3 separate regions of the Mus musculus genome follow, and regions 1 and 3 are each linked to region 2. The links are chromatin loops, found by intact Hi-C in ENCODE. Cell type or tissue: gastrocnemius. All regions are shown on one strand.

Region 1 (8,000 bases), 640 kb after region 2:
GATGTTAACACTACCTGATATTAATCATAATGTTCCATTATGTTGATTGCTTGTAATAGGAAGAAAAGGGGTGTCTTCCTGTGCAACTGACACAGCTAGGCTTTGACGGCAGGCCTCCACAAGGTCTACCCTTTTGATTCCCTTTAACTGAATTCTGTTCATCAATTGTTTTTGTTTCATGGGTGGTGGGTGGGGAAGGGGGAGCTCAATGCATAAATACGTATTTCTAAGGGCTCAGATTTCTGCCATAGGGATCATTTCATGCATTTGTTTTTCATGTAGTCTTTGCTGTTATCTGTCCCTCATCTTCATAGCTCAGCAGTGGATTATTCAAGTTTTGGGATTTAAAGAAGTAGGGTTTTTTTTTTGTTGTTGTTTGGTTGTGTGTGTGTGTGTGTGAGAGTGTATGTGTGTGTGTGTGTGAGTGAGAGAGAGAGAGAGAGAGAGAGAGAGAGAGAGAGAGATTTGGTTATGTTCTATCATTTATGAAAAAGAAAATTATTTTCCCAAAGGAACAAGGATTCTTTCCAAATTTCTTATCCAGAGCCGTTAGGATGTTAGGACTTAGAGTGTGGTGATGGGAACACCTTTGATCATGTGTAGGATCCTTTTATTGGGCTCCAATCCTCAAATTAAAATCATGTGTTCAGTAAGCAGATTCTACTTTTGAAAGTGTTGTAGGTAGTAAATTAATATTATATAACATTACATTAATTGTTATTAATAAGTGAATGAATAAATATAGTAATTATTGAGAGGCAATAATAAGATTAAGTAAAATAAATACCATAAGAGGCTTTTTGTTGTTGGCTTTTTTTTTTTTTTTAAGTCTGTTGTATTTATGGTGTTTGTTTCTTGGTGCTCCATGGGTCTTTTTAGTTGGTTATTAGCAAGAGAACATATTCTGTAACAGTTAGGTTTCTGCTTTTTTTTTTTCTTTTGAATCTTTAGGTAGTGTGATTTGTGCTTGAAAAAAATTTATAGAATAGTAAGTTGTATGCTTAGAGAAACTTTTATCTTTTATATGCTTCTGAGCACCAGTTCTGCAGAGCTCCTGACCAGGATAGTGAGCTTCACTACTACTGCTGATTATGAAATACTGCAGTGACATTATTTCTTAATTTCAGATTTTGTTTTGGCCTCATTCTTATTTTAGACGACTTTAAGGAATGTTCCGCAAATATAGTTTGAGTAGAGATTGCAAAAGAAAATTATTTTTGTAAAGTATGGAATATTAAAATGAAAGAAAACAGCAAAAACATTTAAGCACAATGTAGTTTGGGACAGTCTATATTGTGCTGTGGCTAATATGAGCATTTATATGATCCCTTTGGTTGAAATACTAATGCTCTATTTTATTGTGTAAATGACTAACAACTTTAAAGATGAACTCTTATTCTCAGCCAACACTTGCAATCTGAGGCTATGTGTGTGTGAGAGAGTTTACCTTTCAGGTATTACAGCTGGTTTTTGGAATACCAAAACTACATTTTGGTTCCTTTTCTTTCTCCTGCCTATCCACACTAATTGGTCATAGTAATAATTTTAGGTAGTAAATCCCGGAGCATTATAAATTCTTACATGTTGCTGACTGTTTAGAGTGCATAAGCAGTGGGAGGGATAAAATGGATTGAAAGTGGTATCTGTTATTTAACTTTTTCACAAATGTAATTACAGCTTCCATGTCTGTAAGGAATACCTGAAAGGTAGATACAGATTGCAACATGCATTTGTATTTTGACTGTGCACAAAAGTTTATCTTTAAATTAGTAGAAATAGAAACTGCATAAGGGTGGGGCTAAAATTGAAAATAAACCCATGGGTTTGTCTTGCTGCTCCTTTAAGTAACACACCAGTTATGTTTAAACCCTCTATATAGAATGTATCTCTGACAGACAGTACTTGATATTTGGCTGAAAACTTGTAACTCCTAGAGGGTGGTAGGAAGCTTGATAGCATCCAAGCTTCTAATTTGTTAGGAGCCTGGTTGTGTTAATGTGTGAGCCCATGAGCAGTCACTTACACTATGAATTCCTATTTCCCTCTACAGACAAATAAGCCCATTTGGCTGCTAAAAGGGCTTTTTATTTGGTTCTTCCTCCTGGTGTGAGCATGTATAAACAGCAGGACGTTACATAGAGCAGTGAACAGTAAATGAGGAAAATGCATGAACTCTCAGCTTAGGGGTGAATAGATCCTTGTTTAATACATGTAATTAAATTTGATAGCATAATGTTTTTGAAATGTTAGCTATAAATGTGTGAGTGTCTGTCCATTTGTGAATCCTGAAAGGTCCTAGTCCTATGCCAAGAAATTCACATAGTTCTGTTCTCCAATTTTCAGTACTATGGACTACAGATTTTGGAAAATGTGATCAAAACAAGGTGGAAGATCCTTCCAAGGAACCAGTGTGAAGGTAGGAAGCACCTTCAGGGCAAACAGCGAAGGCTTTGGCTCCTGATGCTTTTACTACAGCTGAGTTGATTAATGTTGTATGGCAGGATCTATTTGTATTGTCCTGCAAGCTATCTTTTAGAGGAAAGAGGCAACCTCCACTTTAGTTAAATCTTGTACAAAAGAAAATAGTTACCTCTGAATGGAGGCAGTATGATTGAAAAGGCAAGTCCTGGGCTACACAAGATCCAACTCAATTTTTAAAAAGAGGGTCAGTATAGTATAATGGCTTAGTTGGTAAGACACCTGTTTTTCTCAGACCCCTACATTGTTACCATTCAGGACACAGCACAAACACCACACACACACACCCTGCTCCTTAAACACATGCACATAATAAAGAGCAAAGCTGTTAATGTGGCTTAGTGAATAGAGGTATACTTTTTTTTTTCTTTTCCCTGAGACAGGGTTTTTCTATGTATCCCTGGCTGTCCTGGAACTCACTCTGTAGACCAGGCTGGCCTTGAACTCAGAACTGCCTCTGCCTCCCAATTGCTGGGATTAAAGGCGCGTGCCACCACTGCCAGGCTGGCTCTCGTTCTCTCTCTCTCTCTCTCTCTCTCTCTCTCTCATATTCCTTTTGAGGGAGGGTAGGCAGAGTCAGTTTGTCCATCCTTCTCCATCTGTGTCCCTTCATCTGTGAGGGACAGAAGGAGGTGACAGATCTTTTGGTGCTGGAGTTACTGGTAATGACATTAATTAAGCTGGGGTGGTAGCACAGGCTTTTAATCCCAGCACTTCAGAGACAGAGGCAGACAGATCTGAGTTAGAAACTAGCCTGTTCTACAGAGTGAGTTTCAGTACATCCAGGGCCACAAGGAGAAACTGTGTCTCAAAAACAAACAAACAAACAAACAAACAAACAAACAGCAAACAAAAAACCCCAAAAAAAAAAAAAAAACCTAAAGGTGGCTGGAGAGATTTAAGAGCATTGAATTCCCTGCCAGTACCTGGTGGCTCATAACCATCTACAAAGAGATCTGGTGCCCTCTTGTGGTTTGCAGGTATAACATTTTATACGTAATAAATCTTTTTTTTTTTTTAAACAAAGGGAACAAATAAGTAATGACAAAGTGTGTGATGGGAACTGGGCACAGGTTCTCTGGAAGAGCAGGAAGTGCCTTTGCATCATCTTTCCAGCCCTGTTCCTGTTTAATGAAAGTTTTGTTTATTTTTTATTGGGATGGTATCCTATTATAGTCAGGTTGTTTTATAGGTAAGGGTGACTTCAGCACCTCCACCTGAGGACTAGGAGGACAGATCTGAGCCTCCACCGCTTTGAGAGTACTGATCAAACCCAAGACTTCAAACATAGTATACAAGCATTCTACCACCTTAGCCTGGTCTACATAAAACATGCACATATAACAGCTCGTTGTACATTTGGCCAGCTTGGTCAACAAAAGAAAAGGGTGGGGATTAAATCTGGGCTGAACCTTGCTTTGGAATAACCTTTAAAACCCATGGGATACCAGATATTCTACTGGTTTTAACCTGGCATTCATAATAAAGTTAGTAACTTCAAAGAAGCTAACCTATTTGATTGTAATTCTGCATACCTGGAATCCTAGGCAGTGTGGAGGCCAAGGGAGAAAATTGCCATCTTTGTTATATAGCAAGTACCAGGTCTCACAGACCTAACACTCTGGAAGCTCAGATCTGTATTGAAGTCCTGAGCAGCTTCTCTCTTCAGACTTCTGATATGGTCTGGGATCCAGTGTTTCCCCAGGACTAGTATCTCCACCCTTCCTGTACAGGTGCATCTGTTTTTGTTTGTTTGCTATCTTTTTCTTTTATAGACAGTGTTTCCTGGTGCCATCCTAGCTGTCCTACACCTTACTGTGTAGACCAGGTGGCCTAAAATTCAGATACCCACCTGTCCCTGCCTCTCAAGTGCTGGGGCTAGATAAAGGTGTGTACCACTAGGCCAGACTAAGACATATTCAAGGGACAGACTCTTGTACTAGTTATTTCTGTGTGCTACACCTTTCACTGACCTGCAGGAAGTCATCTTTGCACGTCTATGTACACCTTACTTGATTTCTGCCAGAAAGTCTCAAACCATTATAACCACATTCATTAGTTCAGTGTACACATAGGTAGTCCCAGCACATTGAGGGCTGTATAAGTGGGATTGGTTCTGAAATGGCAATTTTACTGTAAAGATATGCTTATATTTATATGTTATATGTGTGTGTCCTTGAAAGGGCACAGGATTCCCCCGGCTCTTAAGTTAGACCTTGTGAATCTGTGCTAGGAACCAAACTTGAGTCCTCTGCAAGATCAACAAGCACTGCTGCTCCCATCTCTCCTAACTGTAAAAAGCCATCTTAATGAGAAAGAAGTAATGTGCAATAGGGGTAAAAAGAACTTTGTTGCAATGTTACCATTTTGTTCTGAAATGCTGTAATGGCCATTTAGCCGTAAGCCAGAAATTAACATCTATATGTTTTATAGTTTTTAGTGTAGGGTTTTATTTGTTGTTGATTGAGAAACTATAGCCCAAAGAGATGAAGAACTCACTTTGTGTAACCCTGGCTGGCAGGTGTAAGTCATCACACTTGGCTGAAGTTTAAGTTTGTCTTGTGTCCCATACACATTTGTTTTCCTGGAACTTGTGCAGTAGACCAGCCTGGCCTCAATTTCAGGGGTCAATCTGCCTCCCCAGTGCTGCAACTGTCTCTTAGGAAGTTTTAAGTTTTAAAAAGAAATATTTCAGCTGGGCGGTGGTGGCAGTTCCCAAAAACCATCGGACTCAGAATAGGTCAATCTCTGGAGTATGAGGCCATTGCCAGGTCAGAGTTGGTTACTTAGTAAGATCCTGTTTCCAAAACCTGTGCCTAACCTGAGCGCGCAACTCTTTTTTTTTTTTTTTTTTTCTTCACAGATTTATTTATTTATTATATGTAAGTACACTGTAGCTGTCTTCAGAAACTCCAGAAGAGGGAGTCAGATCTCTTTACGGATGGTTGTGAGCCACCATGTGGTTTATGGGATTTAAACTCAGGACCTTCAGTAGAGTAGTCAGGTGCTCTTACCGGCTGAGCCATCTCACCAGCCCGAGCACCTGACTCTTAACAGCGGAGATTCTGGGGTGTGTGCACCACATAGATGTTAGATGTGTGCATACAAGTGAAGGCCTAGGCAATAACATCTATCCCCAAAATGGACAGAAACTACACCTGTGTTGTATTTCCAATGCTTTCTATTATTTATTTTTATTTGTCTTGGTTTTTTTTTCCCCTGTTTTCTTTTTTTAAGATTTATTTATCTATTTTATGTATATGAGTACACAATTGCTCTCTTCAGACTCACCAGAAGATCGGATCCCATTATAGATGGTTGTGAGCCACCATGTGGTTGCTGGGAATTTTACTTAGGACCTCTGGTATAGAAGCTGGTGCGCTTAACCACTGAGCCATCTCCAGTCTTGGTTTTGTTTTTTTCAAGATAGTTTCACTGCATAGTTGTGGCTGGCCTCAAACTCACAGACATAAGCTTGCCTCTGCCTCCTGAGCTCTCACTCCAGCTGCCAGCCAGGACTATACATTGAGATCCAGCTTTACATTTAAAAAGTAAAAATAAAAGTTCAAGTCAATACTAACACAGGGCTAATGATCAGTCTAAATTAAGACCCTGTTTCAAAGATGAGAGGAAGATGAAAAAGATGAAAAGAAGTAAGCCTGAGTATTGGGAAAACAGATATGGGAAGATCAACTCTAAATTCAAGACCTGTGTAGTATACAGTGTTTCAGGCTAGTTACTTTCTTAAAAATAGCTTTGGAGGGTGAGGCCTTCAGGATCATCCTTAGATATATAGGAGTTTTATTTAGGCCAGTCCAGCTACAGGAAATAAGAAATACTGTTGTTCTATTATTAGGCAGAGGGCAAATGATTACTTAATTTAAAAAAAAAAAAGAAAGAAACAGAAACTATCAGTAAAAGCTAAAGCAGTAAGTGATCCTTTGAAGAAAATGTACCTACAGATGTATGGATTTTCTTTGTAAAAAATAGAGGACAGTTGCAAAGAAAAAAATTCTGAATTGGAGATGTCTTAGCAATTATGACGAGCCCTTGCTGCTCTTTCATGCCTACAGAGTCCTGGGTTCAGTTTGAAGCACCCAAGTTAGATAGCTTTTGACACCATTACCTGTTCATCTTTTGATCAGTGGGCTTTCACACACAGGTGACAAACCAGACAAATGAGTGGCAAAGTTTAAAAGGTAGCTGTACAGTGGTGGGTACATCTTTACTCTCAGCACTCAGGAGGCAGAAACAGGCAGAGGTCAGTTCAAGGACAGCCTCTTTTTTTTTTTTTTTTTTTAAAGAAAGAAAAAAGATAAAATTCAGAAGATTAAAAATAGGTAATTTAGGCAGGCTTTCATGGTCCTATACTCCTAGAACTTTGGAGTCAGGACCAAGAGTTGAAGTGTGCCTGGTGGCTTCAGTATTTAGCCAGGCTGGCCATAGCTTCAGGCAATTGTCATGCTTTAGCTTTAGGACCAGGCAGATATATCTGTTTCATCAAAGAATGCCTGGCACTTGGTATACGTTGACTATAAAATTGATGTGACAGAGGGAGATGGATGGCTACTTCATGGCTACATAGGTCTTGATTGCTCTAAGCTTAAAGTCAAAAGCATGGAAGAGAACATCGTTAACATTTTTTTGAAGTGTTTACTCAAACCTAGGGAGTTTTGTGTGTTAGGCAACTGCTTTACTATTGAATATTGAACTATATCCAAAGTCCTAATTGGCATTCTTTGCAGTTGCCAGCACTGGTGAAGGAATTGGAGTTTGAAACTGTCTCTGCTCTCTACCAGGTCCTGAATGTTTGTAGCATAGAGTAAAAGTATGTCTCTTTCTTGGGTTGTTTTGTTTGTTTTGGTTGTTTTTTTGTTTTTTTTGTTTTTTTTTTTTGGTTTTTCGAGACAGGGTTTCTCTGTGTAGTCCTGGCTGTCCTGGGACTCACTTTGTAGAAATCCACCTGCCTCTGCCTCTGCCTCCCAAGTGCTGGAATTAAAGGTGTGTACCACCACGCCCTGCAAAGTGTGTCTTTCTTGAATTAAGAGTCACATTCTAATTCCAGGGTGTTCTAACTCCTTAGTGCTGGAATTAGATTCATAAAATTCCTTGCCTAATTTAATTTTTTTGTTAATTTTTTATGCATTATATTTTTATAGGAATAAAAAAATATGTTGTTGGTCTCATTATCAAGACATCCTCTGACCCAACTTGTGTAGAGGTAAGGAAAATGTTAGATTTTAAGTTTTATTTTATTTCATTTCAGTGTTTGTTTTGTGTACACGTGCAGGTGAGTGTGTGTACCATGGGTGTGGAGATCAGAAGACAACTTGAGTCATTTCTCCCCTTCTCTCCTACTAAGCTTGTGGGTCTGAAGATTGAATTCATATTTACTCTGAAAACCATCTCAGATGCCCCAGAGATTTAATGGTTTTATAAAATTAAATTTATTTATTTTAATAATATTCTGTGTGCGTGTTTGTAAACACTTGAGTGCTATTTGAGGTTACAGGGCAATTTTT
Region 2 (8,000 bases):
TGTGTGGCAGCAAGAGGACCTGGGGGATCCAGCCCCTTCGGAGAGTTGGCAGGCAGAGAGACAGTCAAGTTGAGATCATCCGGCTAGCATGCCCTCTGTGGCCCGTTGGTGCCGGCACAAGTGGACTATGCCGGCTCTCTTTTTTAAAATATTTCCTGCAACAGGTGGTCTGTGTGTTTATGCAGGCTCATGTGGAGGTCAATGATTAATGTCAATGTTCACCTTATCCACTGAGGCAGGTCTCTCGCTTGACTCGGAGCTTGCTGATTTGGCCAGCCTAGCTAGCCAGCTTACCCCCAGGATCTCCGTCTCTTCCGGGAATATAAATGGGTCTAAGCTGTGCTTCACTGGAATTCATATTTCTTGAAGGCTCTACACAGAAGCTGCTCCAAGATGGCCACTCAGCAGCTCACTCTGTTCTACCACCTAGTCAGATGGCCTCTGGTTACAAGATGGTGGCTGATTCTCTCCATCAGTCTGCAGTGGTCACCAGCTCCTTCTCCCAAACTGCTGTGCACAAAGCCAGAGGCTTGTAAAACCGAACCCCACCCATGGCAGTCTAGAAATCTCTAAATGAAAGTTTGGTTGGGTTGTCCCAGAAGCCAGTCAGGGAAAGGACCGGAGCCTGGGACAAGTTCCCATAGCTTCTAATACAAGGTGAGGTACTGGGTGAAAGATGCCCATCAGACCATAGTCAAGGACATTTAAAATAACAAACCTCTAGGCTGTTAAGTAGGGGCTCACTGGTACCCTGGAGGTTGCGGTAAAACTTCAAGAATGTGAGCTCCTCTTTTGTCCTCAGCAAAAGGGTTGCTAAATGACTGACCCCACCCTTAGGAGAGCCCAAGGCCTGGGCTGCCTGAGCTTGCTGACTAGGGGACAGTGCTTGTCACCACCTCAGCCATAATGATGTGGTGTAGTGTTGAGAGCAAAGGAACAGGCTTCATATATTGTCAACCAAGACAAGTGCCTGGAGATTGATGGCAGTACAGCACCCCTGACTTCTGGATGGAGCTGAGGTCAATGTCTATCAAGAATAACCAAGCAAGCCCTGCATCAGAATTGTGGGTGGAGAAGGCCACAGCTTCTAAAATGCAGAACTCTGGGACACTGAGATGACTCAGGGGTATAGGCGCTTGCTATGAATTGTGATACCCTGAGTTTGATTCTCCCAGACTCATTTGATGAAAAAGAAAAGCATCTCTTAAATATTGTCCTCTGACCTCAGTAGGGACACACACACAACACACTCACACACACACATACACACTCACACACACATACTCACACACACACAACACACTCACACACACACTCACTCACTCACACACACACATACACAATTTCTTCTTTCTTCTTTTTTTTAATTCGAGTGTGTGTATGTGTGTATACGTATGTTCCTTAAAAAGTCTTCGGAGGCTTGGTGACAGTATTATTTCTATCCCTTAGCAGGGCTTTTAGGAATGAAAGGGGTTTTTCCTCAACCCTAAGTGATTTGTAGCAATGCCTGGGGTGGGTTTCATCCAAAACACTGGGATCTGTGAAATGCTGCAGCTGTTTACAGTCCCACGGCTGCATCCAAGAATCCTTCACTAATCCAACTCTGCCTGTCTTAGGCCATACTATTCTCCCAAGGCTCACCTTCCAGAACGTGAAAACCTACAAAGGCAGAGGCCATGGGGACCCTTGCTGGAGGTTGGCAGCAAGGAAAGGACACATCAATAATTCCACTCCTTGGCTGCCAATGATTGGACTGTGGGTAAGAGTGGTATGGCAGCTGATCGGCTGGATTCACATCAAGGCGGTGGATGGCTAGCCAGCCTTCTTTGCTCACACACAGGCCCAGGCACAGGCCTGGCTAGAAGAATGCTCCATATTGCCTCTCCCCAGACTCAGGCAGTGACACAAGGCATGTGATAGCATCCGTCAGAACAAGTCCCTCTGGGCAAGAGTCAGTTCTTCGGCAAAAGCCAAGAGCAGGAGCACACAGCTGCCTTCAGCTGAAGTTGTCCTACACTGAAGGTTACAAGGAACAAGTTGTCCTTCCCTTCAGACGACTGACTTCCTTTTGGATGAAACATCCCAGCTTCTCCTGTCAGGAACATGCCCAAATAAAGTAGCTGCTGCAGCCTTGGAAAAGATTTAGCTCCACAGAGAAGCTGGGACCCAACGCCCACATGGGATTTTCTGGATTTGCCTTTCTTTCTCTCTTCCTTGCTTCCTTCCTTGCTTGCTTCCTTCCTTCCTTCCTTCCTTCCTTCCTTCCTTCCTTCCTTCCTTCCTTCCTTCCTTCCTTCCTCCCTCCCTCCCTCCCTCCCTCCCTTCCTTCCTTCCTTTCTTTTCATTATTATTACTATTAGTTCGGCAGCGGTCATTTGAGTTTGGCTTTCCAAAGCTGTCTGGAAAAAGCTGCCCAGGCTCAGCTGCTCAAGACTGAAATGGGCGTGATGGATGCAGCCGCAGCTCTCAGATTTCTTGTTGCAAGTTTTTCTGACCTGAGTCAAGTAACCTGTTGAGACCAGTCCCCTCATCTACCCAGAGGCCACTCAGCAAATGCTTAGCTCACACTCCTGGATTCCTGTGTGGAACAGTGGAGATAGCGATCTGGCTCGGAACAATTCCAGCTGTAAACAACGCACTTCCTGACGGCAGAAGCAGAGTCCTCGGGAAAATGGCGCGGGTCTGCCTGCAGCCCGCCCCCGTTCTGTGCTGTGGGTGATGCCCGGGGAGCAAGCCTGGAAAGTATGTCTGTTGACAGCAAGGAGAAGCGCTAAATAATCTGCCAGGGACAGGAACTGGCCGCTAGCTAGATTTTTCTACGTAGGATTATATTTTGAAATAATTGCTTCAAGATATTTTTTTAAAAACTTGGCTGGCTCAGGGAGACATTCAGATGATGGTCTGGGGCCTTCAATGTAAGCTAAGGCAGGCTTGTAGAATCATCACCCAGCACAGAAGGAAGGAAGCCAACAACTGGGGCAGAGAGAACGCTCAGTGAAGTGCGTTGGGTTTCCGGTGTCCAGAGTCAGTGTCAGACTGTGGTCTGCCAAAGGTCCTGAGAATCCAGAATGACTTCCCACATGCTCTGCTAGGGGAGTATTGGTGGGGAGGGGGGAGGGGGAGCTTTGGGGACTAGTGACAGAAAGGTTGTCAGCCTAGCCCCAGTCCACCTGGTCAGCTGACTCCTATTAGTTGATAACTCACCCTTGGAGTTACTGCGGAGAGCTGGGCAGCCCTCCCTCAAATGTCCCCTTGGCCTTCTCTCTGTTTTCTCAGGCCTCTGCACAAATGCCACCTTCTCAGGAAAATCTACCCTGTCTGAAAGGCTGATGTCCCCGCCTCATTTCCTAATGTTAAACATGTTGTCGTTCCCATTACAGTTTATATCGTCTATATTGTAACTATCTTAGCAGGAACAAAAATATTCTATTTTATTTATTTGTTTGCTTATTTTGGGACACGGTCCCATGCATACGAAGCCCACCTCAAACTCTCTAGTTGAAGAAGACCTTTAACTTCCCTGATGATTTTTGCCTCCACCTCCAACGTGCTGGGATTATGGGCACGTCACAACCGACACCCAGTTCATAGTTTCTTCAGTGTTCAGGATTGAACCCGGCTTCTTCTGCATGCCACACAAGCACTCTGCAAGCTGAGTTACATCTCCAGCCCCTGACAGGTGAAGCTATTCTAGACAATTCTGAACACACACACACACACACACACACACACACACACACACACACACACACAAGGTCCTGTATATCTCTCTAGTGAAATAATGGTCGCCATGAGATTAGAATCCCCCAAGATATTCATGCTAGGAGAAAGAAAGGATGGAGGCAGAGAGGAACATGGGTCCCAGAATGCTGTTTCACACAGCTCTAACAACTGCACAAGCCCACCTGGAGGACAGATTGGAGGTGTGAAAGGCAGGGCCACTCATTGCCCAGGACTGCTCAGCAGTGTGTACCGCGTGTCCTCTTATTAATCCTGAACTTCATGTCAGGACCCCACAGTGTGCTTGGGAGCTATGGGAGCTGTTTGTTCCTCTTGCTGGTGCGACCACACTGAATACATCTTTCTCTTCTCGATGGATGTTATTCACCTCTCTGATTGGCCTATTGAGAGGGGAGGGAGATGACCACGCCTAGGTTGCTGGACTGCCAGGCTGTGACCCAAAAAACTCTGGTAAGAATATTTTCCCCTCCAGCTAAGATGTCAAGTGCAAGAATGTATATTTTTACTTACAGTTGGGTCCAAGGGTTTTAGAAAAATGCATTCACATCATAAAGACTAGTAAATATTTACTGAATGTGTGAAGGAATCTTACATTTAGTATTGACTCACGTACCAAACACTAGTTATTTCCCTTAGATAGTTATGTGAATGAATATACCAAGAATGAACTTATAATCGCCTAGTGTAAAAGCAGGAACTACTTGCTTGTTTTCTTGAACTTTCAGTTAAAATTGGGGGGGGGGGGGGTTTGCAATTCCTGCATATAGCCACAGGATGGCACCATTGCTCAGTGTATTTTCTCTGGAAAGCCGGCTGGTATCAGAAAATTCTCCACCCTCCTTCCCCTCCTCCTTTTTCTCTCTTCCTTCCTCCTAATACTGTAAAAGTAAGTCTTTTCTGAAGCTCTGGAAGAAAAGACACCGAGCAGAATACATTGCTCGACACCTGTCTGGATCCCTTAGCTCCATCTTCTCTCTGGCCCAAAGCCCAGAGTCCTGCTGTTCCCAGGCTGAAAGGCAGTGCAGGGACCTTTAGGAATGCACTCCCTCTCCTCCCCACCACCCCACCACAGCCCCTGACATCCACTCTGAGTTCCTAATAGCACCATCTCAGCAGCCCCTACCTATCCTTCGGTCTGACTCTGAGAAACCATCAACAGAGAGGTTCTCTGGCCTTTGTCTACTGGCCTTATGAAAAGAATCATGTGATGCCTTTGAGGCTGTGGGCGGCACTGATGGTATTTTGTAATTGGGGAACAAGTTTCCAGGGGTGAAGCAGGGTTACTAAAACAAGAGGACAAAAGGAACATTAAAGATTTTGCTAACCTGATAACCCTGCTCAAACCGAACAATTGGGGGGCTTCCATTTCCTGGATCACAGCAGAGCTCTGACTTCCTGGGTTTGAAGGCTGTGGTCTGGTTCTAGCCATTTGCTGGTCTCAGGAATGGAAACCAGTAACCATCTCCAAACAGAGATTGGGAAAGGAAAATAAGTCACACCCACAGGAATTGTGGGTGCTCCCCCACTTCAGGCTCACCTCCCCTCTTCCAAGGCCCAGTCTAACCCAGACACAGTCACTGCAGGGAGCATGAGCAGTGCTTGACTAGAAGGTCATTCAGGGTGATGATTAGGACAGTCATCAATTCCTGAGGCCCAAGAGTGACTCACTTAGCTCTGATGTGCACAGATCAAAGGAGGGTATTTATGGCTTAGACACAAGCCTGCCATTCTTTGCCATAATAAATAATATAAAGTCCTCATTCTGCTGCCTGTCTCTACCCCAGCTGTCTTTGTACTGACATGAACACCCTTCTCTCTTCTCTCTACTCTTTTCCACCTTGAAAAATGTCAAGACATTCTTTGCTGGCTCTCAGACACTCGGCTGCCATGGTGCCATGGGGAGAGGGGCTCAAATGCCCATGTCCCCAGATAAGAGCACAGGCGGGTCTAGAGTAGGCTTGGAGCTAGCTCTTCCTGAGAACTTACCTTTCTTATTTTGCTTGAATGTGTCTCAGTGTTTGGGCATGCTAGAAGCCCAGCCTCCATTTAAGAGCTCCGTGACTTCAGGAGATCTGTCATGCTTCCATTCCCCAGTCTATAAAATATGGGTAATTAATAGCTCAAAGTCTGACTTATGAAAATGACAAGATAAAAATATGTAAAGTGCTCAGCACCAAGCCTGTTGCAAAACAATGCCAGTGAGCGCTGTTCGTGCTGCAGCATTCTTGTGGTATTTCCAAGAATTTATGGATGCAGCACAGACTGTTCTGTGTGTCCTCCTCAGTGAGGATGTGCACCCCACACCCCGCCCCCAGGACTCAAGACTAACAAACACTCTTACAGGAAGCAAATGGCCAGGAGGATGCTGTGAGCAGGTCCAGCTCAGCTTCTCTGTGGGCACTTCAGACCAAGTACTACCCAGTCGTTAGGCAGTGCCGGGTGCTTCTGGATGCTTTAAGAAGCCACATCTCTGGCTTCTAATCCCTAGATGCTAATAGTAGCCTTTTAGTTGTCACCAAAGAAGTGTCTCTGATGTTTGTCTGCAGTGGGCAATGGTTACCACAGACTCAACTAACCCCCTCTCCTAAGGCTGCAGGGACATTGCAGAAGAGGGAGTAGGTACTGAGAATTCTGCAATTTTGGTTTCTTTTACAATCCCAGAAATATTATAAGAATATAATATTCTTTTTAAAAATATAATATTAAAAATATAATAGAATATAATATTCTTTTTTTGTTTTAATCCCTAGTGATATGGGGCAGCATCTGACTGCGATGTGCCCCATGCTCTAGCAGAGGCATGGTTTTGCCAGCTGCAGATACTTTTTGTGATTGTGTGACATTTGGAATTCTGGGGACTTTTTAGAGGGTAGATAAATGCTAGGGCTTGTCAGTTGTTTAGTTTGTTAATAGTCGTGCTCAAAGAAGAAACAAAAGGAAAAAAATTAAATTCTGGAATCTCTCTCTCTGTGTCCTCTATCCTTCTTCTCTCCTATTTAGTGATGGGGTGAGCTGGAGTGAGGGGTATGATAAAGGTGAGAAAATGCCTACAAAGTAGTAAAGAGGGGCTGCAGGGGCGCACGTGGCCTAAGATCCAGAGGTGCACTGTGAAAAGGCGTGCTCTGGGCAGGACGCACCTGCTATACCCATGAAGTCAGAGCAGCTGTGGCTGTCTCCTTCACCAGATCATCATGCTGGCATCCCAGCTTGGATGGCCATGACACTGATAAAGCCCCACCCCTTCCTACGGAGCTAATGGGACTTAATGGGGTCACTGAAAGAAAGAGGGTCACGACCCTCAGCAGTATCACCCTGGTGCTGGGATTAATCCTACAGTGCCACCAGTCACCCTGGTGCTGGGATTAATCCTACAGTGTCACCAGTCAGCCCTTGCTCAAGTAAATAACTCCCCAGTTGTGCTCATAGAGACCTAAAACAACTAATGAATCACAATGGACTCTGGGGACGGGGGCGGGGTAGGGGCAGAAATATACATATAATATACAAGTAGAAGAGGGGTTCCAAAGTGGGGTGGAAAGAGGGTGTGTGAAGGGGAGGGGATAAGAGAGGATAATGGGGGATATAATCAAAGTAAAAAATATTGTAAAAGAGTGAACAGCGACAGCTGAGGAGGCAGAGATGCCTTGCATGAGAAACACTGGTCCAGGAACCACGGAAGGATGGGGTGCTCAGGCTGGGATCTCACAGAGCTAGTAGTGGCATGACTGTGTCTGTCCACCATGTCAGAGCTCATCGACTGACAATGATTTCCAAAGCCTTGTCATCATCAGTTTGCCAAATATTCCTGATTTCCCTTGACCTCTGACCTCTGACATTTATGTCAGACAAGATTTACTATGTAAATAATAAATAAGATTTATTTATGTAAATGACAAGAGCCAGACAGGTTCTCATCTTCCAACACTTCCTTTGTGTTTTGTTTGGTTTTGGGTTTTGTTCCAGACAGGGTTTCACTATGTAGCCTGGGCTAGCTTGAAACTCACTCTGTAGACCAGGCTGGCCTTGGACTCACAGAGATCCACCTGCCCCTACCTCCTGAGTGCTGGGACTACATGTTGTGTACCACCATGGCTAGCTTTTATTCCATTCTTAACTAGTAGTATTGGCATTCTGATCACAGATTTTTACCTCACTTAGTAACAAAGTTCTCAGTGTTTCAGATTGGCTACCAAAGGGTTAAAGAGGTTGCCGTGTTCAAAGGAGCCTGACTGGAATCAGAGCTGCCACAGATGCAGGGA
Region 3 (8,000 bases), 330 kb after region 2:
CTATCTGAGCTTACAGAAGGTTAAAGCAAGCCTAGGTAGCTTTCTGAAATTCTATCTCAAAAACACAAAGGACAAAAGAAGGGAAGGCCAGTGCATGGCTGAGTGGCTGAGAGCTTTCCCAGTGTGTATGTCCTGGGTTCAGTTCCTGACATCACAGAAGCAGAAATGACAAAGACAGAAGAGAGGGAGAAGTTATTTAACTTAGAGGTACAGAAAATATATTTGATAAAATTACAGGAGACATTTCCCAAATATGGGGAAGAGATGGCTACCCAGACACAGGAAGTATTCAGAAACCAAGCCAAACAGAAAATACCATGTGTGCTACAGTTCAGTATCATATTTATGAAAAAAAGTATTGAGAATCATAAGGGAAAATATCAAATCACATAGAAAGGCAAATCCATCAGAATAACAGCAGATTTCCTCACTAAAAAATCTAAAGGCCAGGAGAAAGGAGTGGTCCATTTCAATTGCTGAAAACCAATGGCCAACCGAAATTACTATGTCCAGCAGAACTATTCTTCACAATTGGAGAGGGGGAAAAAGTTTCCATGATAAACACAAGCTAAAGGAATGTATTACCACTAATCCAGCAGTACAGAAGCTACTGGAAGGAATGCTACACATCAAAGAAGAAGAAGAAAAAATAACATTCATGAGACACAGGGAACAAGGAACTATACTGAAGCAGAAAGCAAGCAAATATGAGGAAAACAGCAAACATTATAAAAATCAACAAAATAGCCAGGTGGTGGTGGCTCACACCTTTAAATCCCAGCACTCAGGAGGCAGAGACAGGCAGATCTCTCAGTCTGAGGTCTACAGAGTAAGTTTTAGGACAGCCAGGGCTACACAGAAACCCTGTCTTGGAAACCAAAAGCAAAAACAAAACAAATGGATGCTGCTGAGAAAGGCAAGGAGACTTTTGTTGAGAAGTGTGCCCAGTGCCACACTGTGGGGAAGGGTGACAACCAAACACAAAGCAGAGGGCTCCTCCAGCCAATGCTTTCTTTTACACAGTCCCCAACAAGAACAAAAGGGTCATCTGTTGCTATATAGGGAACTGGTTACACAGAAACAAGAAAAGCGCTGTGCTTGAGAAAGTTCTTTTCTTTTCTTTTCTTTTTTTTTTTTTTAAACAGGGTTTCTCTGTATAGCCCTGGCTGTCCTGGAACTCACTTTGTAGACCAGGCTGGCCTCAAACTCAGAAATTCGCCTGCCTCTGCCTCCCAAGTGCTGGGATTAAAGGCATGCGCCATCATGCCCAGCCTGAGAAAGTTATTTTCTAAAATACAATGTATTGTAGCACAACCAAATTGTTCACATTACCAAAGCAACATTTCCCTGTATGTTCTCATATCCCGGGCACATATTAAGTACTTAAAGACAACATGAAATACAGTAGATTCCTGGCAGGCTCCACATCTCAAGATTTGACCAACCACAACATAAAAATACTCACATAAAATATCTGTATCTACCATGTACTGACTTTATTTTGTCATTATTCAGCATAATAATAATTGACATAGAGTTTACATTGTTTTAGGAAGTATAAGTAATCTAGAATTATGTAAAATAAAGGAGGATATATGTAAGTCACATGCAAATGCTACACAACTTCATGAAAAGGAGCTGAGCGTAGGTGTTGGGTATGTGCAGGGACATGGTGTCCTAAGGGCAGTCTTCTCAGAGACAGACACATGTGTGCACTCACTATTGCCAGAATAAAAAGTAGATGGCCTATGCACGGACCAGAAAAGCTCCGAGTCCACCTGCTACTCCTCTCTTGACTTTTTTTCTCAGCACACTTTGTTTCCTTTGTCCTGGGGGAAGCACAGGCACATTTCTATAGAGAGCACAATTGACTGACTAGACTTCACAATTAAATAAGCCCAAGCCCATTGCTACAATTAACACTATTCTAAACTAAATGAGTAAAAGGGATTCTAATTTTCTTAATTAACAAAGCACCTTTAATTAAAATCAAATGGAATTACATTGGAAAAGAAACAAAAAAAACCTAAAGAACAGCATGTGTGAAGAAACCAGCCAGCTAAAGGGACTGTGCTTACCATTGAGAAGGAAAATACATTTCTAGTGCAGGATATAATGAAAGCCCTTATTTGATTATTTTTCAAAAATAAATGTGATAACTCAGTGGTCTGGATAGTCTCTAATTACCAGTTTGTTTCCCCTCTTCCCCACTCAAAAAACCATAAGCCAGGCCACCTGAAGTCTGATTTAGCAGGAGCTGGAGCAGGAGCTGGATAGCTTTAAGAGAATCTGCATAGACACTAAAACCACCTGTTATGTGATTAGCGACTCCAGAGGTGAGCAGCACTGGCTCGTGAATAATCAAGATCCAGTTGAAAATGATTTGTGAGCTTGAGGCCAGAGATGGCACACATGGTCTTTAGGAACAATGCATCGATATGGTTAAGAGATTAGGACTTATCACCTCCCATACTGGATTGACTACACAAATAACAGGATAGGAAAGGTTTGGTGTGCACCCACTAACCTTGGCTCCTGCTCTTTGTGTCTCTATCATTGCCTGGGAGACTGCAGTCAAAACTGTCCGACTCTGCCCTTTTGAGACAACTGCAAAGACATGTAGCTGCTTTTTTAAACTCTGTATATAACTGAAAACATCAAAATGTTCACATGATTCTACCTCTAAAAGTGATTTTAGGGTTACCTCAGCAAACTCTGTTAAATAAAAGTAAAATAAGTGTATGAAAATACACAATTTACAAAGGGAAATTGAAGCTGGACTCACCTGTCCATTTTTTCCAAATTCCAGCTCTATTATGGCAACAGGGCTGTGTATCTGAGTTGAGTGCCGTGACTGAGACTTGCCATCGACTCTCCAGCTCAGGCCCCGAAGGCCGTTGTCCCAGCGGCTCTGCTTCATGAGACTCTCTCGGATTTTTATCTTGTGGCTCTTCCAAAACTTGGAGATGACTGCAGCTTGCTCACTGGTGATGCCACCTTGCTTTTTGGTTTGAGCAGTCAGGAATGCCTCTAACTGGTTGAAATCCATGTCTGCAGATGCAATAGACTATAAAGATAAAAGAAAAAGCAATATATTTGAACTTGGTAGATAACTAGACAAAGCTAGCTGCCTAGCTACAGAACATATTTTGATTGAACTTAGTTTCACCAGGACTCCTCTCGGATAGCCTGCTGTTGCCCTGTGTCATGGAGATCCTGAAGCTGTGGGTCTGTAGGACCGGCCCTGAATCTGGGCCTAGGTGGTAGTTAAATGGATCAGACTGCTAGTTCTCCCACACACCACCACCAGAGCTAACTCTCTGGCTGGCCAGGCAAGGCTCAGAGCCAGCTCTTCAGTGATCAGTGGGGCCAGCTCTCCAGAGCCAGCTCTCCCAGGCTGCCTAGGTAAGGGGCAGGGGCAGGATCAGCTCTCCCATGTGGGCAGGGCGCCACTGTGTGGTAGCAAATCAACACCACCTCCGGAGGCATGGTCTTTGGTGAGTCCAGACATGACCCTGAGCAGCAGCACAGGCATGAGACATCACCATGGTCTCAGATGGCAATGCAGGCCTCTCTCACATCAGGCTGTTCCTCACCGCCAGCCTGTCTCCAGTTCTCTCTTCATAGTCACAAACTTCTTACCTTCTCTGTCTCTCCCATCTCTGCAACTACATACTTGCTCATTGCAATGGCACCTACTGGGCCCACACTGCTAGCCTGTGGTCTGTGGCTGTCTTCAATCCAGCCCATGCTGCACAGCCTAGACATCTATTACTTCTATTGAGTCTCATATTCTAGTTTCCATTTCACAGACAACATGGTCGTCAGAAGCACTAAGTTTCCATAAAACCAGAGAGCCAAAGAGTCCTAACTGTTGAGCCATGTTTCTCTGGCTGGTTGTCCTAAGTGACTGCACACAGATATGGACACTGGCATCGCTGCTGCTGCTGCTGCTGATTAAAAAGTCAAACTGATTCTTTCTACCATCAATGATATAAAAATGTTACCACCCAAGGATTAGCTATTAAAGCTTTATTTATATCCCTTAGAGAGTGATTTTCATCTTTTCAAGATTTAGCTGTTACAAGTGAGAAATATGTATTGTTAGACGTAAGCCAACTAGTTTAGTTTAACAATTTGCAGGAAAGTTGAGAAGGTGGTGTAAATCAAACCAGTGTGCCAAAACTCGTAACACTGTTATCCATAGGCAAAAAGGAGCCACCAAATGCTGGACACATGGATAATTATGATGCAAAGCTAAATCTGAGGACAAAAGTAGCTGAGGCGAAGTGGGAATCCCAGAAGCTTCCTTCCTTGGCCAGATGTTGCTGTAGGTACACCAAACCAGGTTGAGGGCAGCTGCAGTCGCACAGGCCAAGGACAGCTACAGATCTACTGTTGTTGATGTCTCTATTAATATAAAAGTTGTGTGGACGGATTGGTGAGATGGTTCAGTGGTGAAGATCACTGGCTGCTGCTGTTCTTCCAGAGGTCCTGAGTTCAATTCCCAGCAACTACATGGTGGATCATGACAATCTGTGAAGGGATCTGATGCCCTCTTCTGGCATGCAGGTGTATATGCAGAGAGAGCATTCATACATTAAAAAAAAAAAAGTAAAAAAGAAAACAAAAATGATAATGATAAAGTAAAATAAATAAAAATTTAATTTTCTTTTTAAAATTGTGTGGCAAACACCCAATCATCCTGATAGATTATTTCACATTACAGTTGAACACATTTACTGCTTAATTGCCATATTACATAGAAATAGAAATATTACTTTTAAGACTAGCCTGATGGCTCATGACTATAATCTCAGCACTCAGGACATAAAGTCAGGAAAATAGCCAAGAATAAATCTGGCCTGTTTATATAAGTTCTAGGGCAGGTAGAGCTCCATGGCAAGTCCCCAAGGAGAGGGAATGATTACTGAGCATGTTATACTAGAATTGAGTTAAATATTCCTATTAGCATCTTCTTTTACGACACTGAAACTCTGTACCATTTCTGCCTCATTCCACTCTGGGATTTTACTCTGGGATGTGTGTGGGGATGCGCCCCTGTACCGACAGTCTGAAAGCAGTAGCAGCACCCACATCCTCAGCTCACCAGGAGTTCCATGACAGCATGTCTTATTCTGACATAACTCTGTCTAGAACATAAAAGCTATTTTGGTTGAGTTTCAATCAGTATCTTGATCTGGGGTCAATCCATCCTTTTCTTAACACAATTCAAACATAAACGGGGAACCAACTTAGAATTGAATTTAAAAAGTCATGCATTCTCATTTAATACCAGTTTTTTAATTCAAGAAAGGCCCACATCAGCTTCATTGCAGTTTTCTTCTCATTTTTAAACATATAAAAATGTAAAAAGCATTCTCAGCTGGGAGGTACATGCTTTTATCCCAGCATTCAGGAGGCCGAGGCAGGAAGAGACAGCTTGGTCTACAGAGTGAGTTCTAGGCAGTCAGGACTATACAAAAACAACAACAACAACAACAACGAAACACTATCTCGAAAAACAAACAAGAGGCAGGCAGATTTCTGAGTCCAAGGCCAGCCTGGTCTACAGAGTGAGTTCCAGGACAACCCTATACAGAAAAACTGTCTCGAAAAAACAAAAAACAAAAACAAACAAACAGCAAAGAACGAAAACAGAAATAATTCTCGGCTTATGAACTATACAAGGACAGGAAACATGGTCAAGCCCTGCTCAAGAACATACCACAGAATAGGCTGACCCAAGTCCACGTGACTGCAGTGTCCTATGCACCTGACCCTATACGAGAAAACTGGTTTATAACAACCACAGCCTAGAAATTAACTTTGTTTACTTGAGAAAGTACCTTAGAACAGTTTTAGTAAACACTAAGTTTTTCAGAAATGTGACTAAAATAGCTTTATAAACAGGATGCTGAGCATTTGGAAGAAGCATTGCTGAGTGTAAAGTGTATGAGCTGCCAAAGCAGCTCAGCTGTACAGTAAGTGCATTTGCTGCTATTTGTTCACAGCGATTCCACATATATGTACGACAGGAACACATACTGACTGCTTGAATGGTTACAGCTTACAAAATCTCAGGTTACTGTAGCTTTTCATTTATTTATGTCATGCTGATGTTTTAAAAAATACAAACTATATTTTGTGTGTGCATATGTGTGGTAATTGTGTACATGTGTGGGCTGTGTATGTACATATGTGTGCTGTGTGTGCTTTGTGTGCATGTGTGTGTACATGTGTGTGTACATGTGTGGTGTGTGTATGTGTGTGCATATGCATGGTGTGTGTGTGCATGTGTGTGCAAATGTGTGCTATGGGTGTGCATATGTGGTGGAGGGGGGGAGCGATCATGCATGTCTGTACATAAATGTGGAGGCCAGAGGTCAGTGTTAGTGTCTTCTTTAATCATTTTCCATCTTCCTTTTGAGCCATAATATCTCAGTAATCCTGGAGATTACTGACTAGGTCTGTGTGTCACCATTACCACTTCCACACTGGAGTGAGTTACACATGCATGCTGCTGTGCCTGGCTTTTTACATGGATGCCGGGAAACCAAATTCAGCTCCTCATGTGCGAGTATCAGGCACTTTACAACTGAGTCAGTTCCCCAGCTCCATATACTTACATAAGAACTTATTATAAGGATATAAAATCAGTCGTAGGAAAAATGTTTATTATAAAAAGTAAACAGGGGCTTGACAGATGGCTCAGCTGTAAAGAGCCCTGGCTGCCCTAGCAGAGGACCCAGGGTTCAATTCCCAGCCACCGATATGGCAGTTCACTGTGACTTCAGTCTCAGGGATCCAACGCCCTCCACTGGCCTCCCTGGGCACCAGGCATGCAAATGGTGCACAGACACTACATGCAGGCAAAACACACACATACATAAGAGAAATAATAATAAAACTTTAAGTGAATACAAACACAGGCTCAGAACTACTATGTATATAGTATTCAGAACTACTCCTCTCTCCAGACCCCCGTTTACTTTTTATAGTAAACGTTTTTCTAATTTCTGAGCATCAAGCAGAAGCTCAACGTTAAACCAGGCATATCTTCAGTACCTAGGTGAGCACAATGCTCCTGCTTCCCACACTGAGAGCAAGCAGCACTAACCTGCTCACAAGTCCCACTGCTACATTCCCAAAGGCAGTTCCTTTCTGTGCCTCTGTGATACTGGGGCTGCCAGAAATGCCCTTCACCCACCACTCGCCTCATTAGCCTCTTCTACCCAGTCAAACATGTTTTTCCCAGTGTCTTCTTCCCTAGTAAGGTAATTGCCCCTGTCACTGTACTTGCCTCAGAACAAGGAAGAGACCTGCTTGCAAGTCTCTTTAACCCATTGATTCTACTCTGCGAGAGTAACACATCTGACACCATTCTCTGACATAGGATTCAAACTGTAACAGGCAGCCTGTCTGAATGACAAGGCACCAGAGCAAGGTGTGCCTGTATTTAAAAAAAAAAAAAAAAAAAAAAAAAAAAAAAGCCTCTCAAACTGTAAACCCCCAGCTTTTATTAAATTTAAAATGAAACACAAACTCGTAAACAAATGTATAACTGTGACTCTTAGACATGTAAACATAAATAAGAAAATCTTTGGGATCTAAGACTACGCAAAGTGTCTCTTGACAACAAGGCACAATTCAAAAAGAAAAACTAACATACTCACACTCATCAAAATTAGCTTTTTCTGGGGGGAGGGTATGGGGGACTTTTGGGATAGCATTGGAAATGTAAATGAAGAAAATACCTAATTAAAAAAAAAAAAAAACTCCCATTAAAAAAAACTAGCTTTTTCTCTGAGGAAGGGGCAAGCTTGCTTCAGCAGCACATATACAAACCTTGGAAGAAAGGATGACTGGGCTGAGGGACACAACATAGGACCAGTGTCCAAGACATAGAAGTTTTCCACACTCAGCCAGAGCAGGCAAGATAGTCCAGTGAGACAAGCCAGGTGACCTGAATTTGATCACTAGAGCCAATACAAAACAGA

What was found. Peaks named below come from ENCODE experiments on the same cell type or tissue, not always from the same donor. Only the 100,000 strongest peaks of a DNase experiment are listed, where the experiment ranks them.
Region 1: it touches region 2 in a loop (10-fold over the local background); 22 of 42 quality-filtered maps call a loop at or near these places.
Region 3: it touches region 2 in a loop (6-fold over the local background); 40 of 42 quality-filtered maps call a loop at or near these places.

What each region holds. Positions count from the first base shown.
Region 1 is chr11:23,268,790-23,276,789 of GRCm38, forward strand. Xpo1 (exportin 1) reads left to right here. Exons shown (of 26, transcript NM_001035226.1): 5 at 2,344-2,416; 6 at 7,638-7,699. Among named protein-coding and RNA genes, the nearest start is that of Xpo1, 17 kb to the left of the region's middle. In gastrocnemius, a CTCF peak has its summit at 3,446 (motif pointing left); a DNase peak (open chromatin) is centred at 3,414.
Region 2 is chr11:22,627,181-22,635,180 of GRCm38, forward strand. No RefSeq gene overlaps it. Among named protein-coding and RNA genes, the nearest start is that of Gm12052, 19 kb to the left of the region's middle. In gastrocnemius, a CTCF peak has its summit at 4,541 (motif pointing right); DNase peaks (open chromatin) are centred at 2,656, 4,561 and 4,711; H3K4me3 peaks cover 1,513 bases; H3K27ac peaks cover 4,324 bases.
Region 3 is chr11:22,953,626-22,961,625 of GRCm38, forward strand. It overlaps Commd1 (COMM domain containing 1), which reads right to left. Exons shown (of 3, transcript NM_144514.2): 2 at 2,786-3,067. Among named protein-coding and RNA genes, the nearest start is that of Zrsr1, 14 kb to the right of the region's middle. In gastrocnemius, CTCF peaks have their summits at 3,452 and 4,564 (motif pointing left); a DNase peak (open chromatin) is centred at 3,403; H3K27ac peaks cover 408 bases.